Linked DNA regions of Homo sapiens: region 1 is linked to region 2. A link is a loop called in an ENCODE intact Hi-C map of the cell type or tissue named here. Cell type or tissue: mammary epithelial cell. All regions are shown on one strand.

Region 1 (2,500 bases), 120 kb before region 2:
CCAAATTTTATACAGCTGGCTTCCTGTTCTTAGGCTACTTGCTTCTGAAGCCGTAAATAAAAGCTTCATTGGTTCTCTGCCCTCACTTTTTTGTCCACTGTGACCATTTTCTGCTGCTGCAATCCGGATGCCTCCAAATCTCAAGTGACACTCAGTTTCTTAGGTTTTTTCCTTCCTCAAAAATGAAACCTCTCTGGGCATCCCCTTACAACCTTCTCTTTAGCTTTGAGTTGAGTTTCTTTCCTGTATTCTAATTAAAGTGACCATAGTGTTAGGTTTTTCCATTTCTCTAGAAGATTGGCTTTTTGGTAGTAGTGTTTTCTGGATCTCTTTTTGTACAGTGTACACGCTGTGGTCCTATCCTGATCTTCTGCCAACCTTTACAACATGGCCTCTGGTGCTCGAGAAACTGGTAGGGGGAGCAGGTAAGAGGATTCTCCTATATTCTGGCTATTGGCTGAAACCTACTTAGCAAAAGCCAACTGATGTAATAAACTTACCCATTTCCTGTGTTTTTGTGGTTGAAAAATGGAATTTTTTCCCCTATGTGTTTTATGTTTCTCACTTGGCTGGTTCCACACAAGATCTCTGGGCCCCTCTGGCCCTGTTGTAAGGCTTAAATAAGTGTTGTGAAAGTATTTTATGAACCACCATGTGCTATACTGTAAATCAATAAGCTGAATTTAGGAAACTAGGACAAGACAGATCATGTTATAGGCTACTCAAACTTTTTTTATTTTTTTTTTTTTGAGATGGAGTCTCACTCTGTTGCTCAGGCTGGAGTGCAGTGGCATGATCTCGGCTCACTACAACCTCTGCCTCCCAGGTTCAAGTGATTCTCCTGCCTCAGCCTCCCGAGTAACTGGGATTACAGGTGTGCATCACCACGCCTGGCTAATTTTTGTATTTTTAGTAGAGACAGGGTTTCATCATGTTGGCCAGGCTGGTCTCGAACTTCTGACCTCAAGTCAACTGCCCGCCTTGGCCTCCCAGAGTGCTGGGATTACAGGCGTGAGCCACCGCACCTGGCTAAGAGTAGCTCTTTTATGCCAGAAGAATGTTAGGAGCTGAGTCTGGAGTGGAAGTCAAGGTTCCCACTTCTGGCTTAGAAACCACCATTTGAATAAAAATAAATGTCCTGCTATTGGATGGGTGAAGGGGTCATAAAAAGCGTAAGCCACAGGCATAAGGCACTGCGCCCGGCCAGGACACTCAAACTCTGTTTGACCTTTAGCCCCCTAAGGGGAGAAGGTCTGATACTGAAGTTGCCATTTTTCATTTTTATTATGAATAACATAGTTGATAACTAATAACTATTTTTTTGTTGGAAGTTGCCATTTTTCATTTTTATTATGAAAAACATAGTTGATACCTAGTAACTATTTTTTTGTTGAGCGAGTGAGGAAATGATGAAGTAAAACGCAGAGTGAGATGGAGGCTGAATGCAGGTTGTGATTTTTTTTGTTCATTGCAGATTTGATGCTGCCTGGACTGGTGATGCCCCCTGCTGGTCTGCCTCAGGTACAGAAGGGCGACCTCTGTGCCATTTCTTTGGTGGGGAACAGGTACTGTGCCAGGCAACTGTGCCTTTGGGGGAAAAACTTGTGTAAAAGAGAAGTTGGAGGGGAATGACAACTTATAAAGCATATGAACAAAAGAGTGAAAGCAAAAATCGGTTTTGGAAGAAGCAGAGTGGGCCAGCAGGAGAATGGCAGCAAACCTATGGGGAATCCATGTGCCTGGGCAGAGTGTATTTGCTGTTTGCTGTTGCTGCTCTGTTTTCTTTCAACTTAGCATTTTTATTTTATTTTATTTTATTTTATTTTTTAGATTTACAGAAGAGTTGCAAAGATAGTAGAGTTCTGAAATGCTCATTACCCAGCTTCCTCTAATGGTAGCCTCTTACATAACCACAATATAGATTATTACAACTAAGAAATTAACATTGGCAAAGTACTGCTAACTAAACTACAGACTTTATTCATATTTCCCCAGTTTTTTCACTGATATCTTCTTTCTCTTCACGTATCCAATGTAAAATACCAAATTCCATTTAGTTGTCATGTCTCCTTAGTCTCCTGTTTGTGACCTTTTTTGTTTTTTTGTTGTTGTTGTCTTTCATCACCCTCATGCTTTTTCCCTATATGCATATCATTATCCTCATCTTTTAATTATTTTTGATAGCTTTATTGAGATACAGTTTACATACAGACAGGATCTCACTCTGTTGCTCAGGCTGGTCTCAGATTGTTGGCTTCAAGCGATACTCCTGCCTTGGCCTCGCAAAGAGTTGGGATCACAGGCATGAGCCACTACGTCTAGCCTCCAATGCTTCTTTTTAAAAATAAGAAGTAATTGTATGAACAGCTCTGAAAAATTAAAAGCCTCCCTTACCCCACAATCTTTTTCTCCTAGAAATAACCATTATCATTTTGATGTGTGTCCTTCTTGTCATTGTCCTACACATATATACATGTGCGTATAAAAATACATGGCTTAG
Region 2 (2,500 bases):
CGGGAAACATGGGAGACAGAGGAGCGGGGGGAGGCAGGGAAGGTTCAGGCAGAGGGCAGAAGCAGGAAGTGGTAAGTGGTGCATCAGTGAGGACAACTAGAGAAAAAAAAAGCCTGCAAACAGTCTTGTCCATACCAGAAGTAAATCCAGTTACTTCAAGATTGCATCTGAGAAGTCTCCCTCCAACTAAGCTATGCATACTCCCTCCCCTGGCCCCAGATAACCTGTTATCCCCAACTCTGCTCAGCTGCAGTCCGGGACAGGGCCCTTCACTGCCTCTCCTCTGGCGTTGAGAATCGCTCTGCCCTGAGGACACCCACCCTCCTGCCCACCCACCTGCCGGAGGACAGGCCACTCACTTATCCAGCTTGTGAATCTGCTCCTCGTTGTAGCCAAGCCCTGGAGGAAACAGACAGAACAGATGTCACCTATTCAATCAGTCAACGAAACAGTGTGCAGCAAAGGTCGAGAGACAGTTAAAAGATGAAGACGGCCCAGCCTGTGCTGCTTCACGGGAACTCACCGCCCAGCGGAGCAGGAGGGGCAGAGGAGTGAAGCTAGCACCGGAATAGCTGATTAGGACAAAGCCAGGGCCTCAAGAAGCCATGGGGAAATTGTGTGAGGGCCCCAGGGGAAGGCAGCCTGCAGTGCAGGGCCGGGGTGGGGACGTGGGGGATGCTTCAGGTGGGAGTTGGTGGATGAAGTGGGCTTAGAAGGAGGCTCGGTCAACCATAGCCCCTTATCCAGCACCCTCCCAGAGTGACTGATGCCTGCAGCTGGGTGGTCCCATCCCTGAATGTTCATGGGCGCTACCTGCAACGAGCTGGAGAAATCAGGCCACCACCTTCTACCTCCCCGCTCTGCCCAGCCACTTTTGCCAGAAAGGCTGAAGCTTTCATGGCCTTGGCTGCCTCCTGAAGGGCCCTAAGGCTCATGCACTAGGGAGATGCTGCCCCCTCCTGGTCTTCGCAGGAATGGGCCTCCAGGGTGGCGGCAGCCCCAAGATGAAATGATGATGGCGGTTCACTTCGAGGGCCTCCCCATCCCACTCCTCTCATAGCAGAGTCCCCCTCCTGGGCCCTGCACTCGGCCAGCTAAGAGCATGTGTGCAGTCCGAGAGACCTGGGACAAACCTCAGCCCTTCCTCCTGTTGGCAGGCGGCACTAGGCGAGTGATTTCACTTCGCTGAGCCTGTCTCCTTATCCATCACAGGTGCCACTTGGGAGTCCCGTGAGGCTCATGCGAGAGAGCCTGAAGACCACCGGGCATTTTAAAAAATGGTATCTTTCAACACGCTGGGTTTTAACAGTTAGGGGTTCATTTTTAATTTTATTAAAGGACTCTTAAAGACCAATAGAAGTAAAACTCCTTTGAGGCTGTAAAATGGGATAGTTAAAAGCAGCTGGACCTAGATTACTTGGGCTACTTAACCTTTCTGTGTCTTGGTTTTCTCATCTATAAAATGGGGAGGGTAATGATGCCTAGAGGTTTTGTTATTGTTGTTGTTTGAGACAGGGTCTCGCTCTTGCCCTGGCTGGAGTGCTGCAGTGGTGTGATCTTAGCTCACTGCAGTCTCGAACTCCCAGCTCCCAGGCTCAGGTGATCCTCCCACCTCAGCCTCCCAAGTAGTTAGGACTACAGGCGCATGCCCACGTCCAGCTAGTTTTGTTTATTTTTTGTAGAGACGGGGTCTTGCTATGTTGCCCAGGCTGGTCTTGAACTCCTGGGCCCAAGTGATCCTCCCGCTTCAGTTTTCCAAAGTGCTGAGATTACAGACATGAGCCACTGCACACAGCTCCATGTATGTGTGTGTGTGTATATATATATATATATATATATATATATATACACACACACACACACACACACACATATACACACATATATAAAATTTAGTTTCCCAATAGAGATGTGTTATAAATGTTATATATATGTGAATAATATATATATGAATAATATATATATGTGAATAATATATATATGAATTATATATATATATGTGAAATATAAAACAATGAAGTGATGGGAAAGCATCCTGTAGTCCCAGCTAGTCAGGAGCCTGAGATGGGAGGATGGCTTGAGCCCAGGAGGTTGAGGCGACAGTGAGCAGTGATCATGCCATTGTACTCCTGCCTGGGTGACAAAGGCCCTGTCTCAAATATATATATTAGCATGTAATCAATATAAACAGAATTGCTAAGGAAATAAGTTATATATTTATGTGTATATATACACGTGGGATTTTGAAGATAACACAAAAAGAATATAAGGTATTTCCTTAGTGATTTTGTTTATATTGATTACACGCTAAAATGACACTGGATATATTGGGTTGAATAACACATTAAAATTAATTTCACTTGTTTCTTTCTACTTTTTAAAAATTGGCTACTAGAAGACTTAGAATTACATACGTGTCTGGCATTATATTTCTATTGGACAGTGGTTTTTAGATAATCCCAAGGAGAGAAGAGAATTTGGCAATAAAGCCCAAGACCTT

What was found. Peaks named below come from ENCODE experiments on the same cell type or tissue, not always from the same donor. Only the 100,000 strongest peaks of a DNase experiment are listed, where the experiment ranks them.
Region 1: it touches region 2 in a loop (7-fold over the local background); 3 of 110 quality-filtered maps call a loop at or near these places.

What each region holds. Positions count from the first base shown.
Region 1 is chr1:206,607,301-206,609,800 of GRCh38, reverse strand. EIF2D (eukaryotic translation initiation factor 2D) reads left to right here. Exons shown (of 15, transcript NM_006893.3): 3 at 342-425; 4 at 1,475-1,565. Among named protein-coding and RNA genes, the nearest start is that of EIF2D, 3.9 kb to the left of the region's middle. RefSeq lists enhancers at 54-113, 154-253. In mammary epithelial cell, a CTCF peak has its summit at 1,523 (motif pointing left); no DNase peak of the experiment used is centred here; H3K27ac peaks cover 266 bases.
Region 2 is chr1:206,488,718-206,491,217 of GRCh38, reverse strand. It overlaps IKBKE (inhibitor of nuclear factor kappa B kinase subunit epsilon), which reads right to left. Exons shown (of 22, transcript NM_014002.4): 17 at 360-399. It overlaps IKBKE-AS1 (IKBKE antisense RNA 1), which reads left to right. Exons shown (of 2, transcript NR_172918.1): 2 at 1-102. Among named protein-coding and RNA genes, the nearest start is that of IKBKE-AS1, 7.8 kb to the left of the region's middle. In mammary epithelial cell, a CTCF peak has its summit at 952 (motif pointing left); no DNase peak of the experiment used is centred here.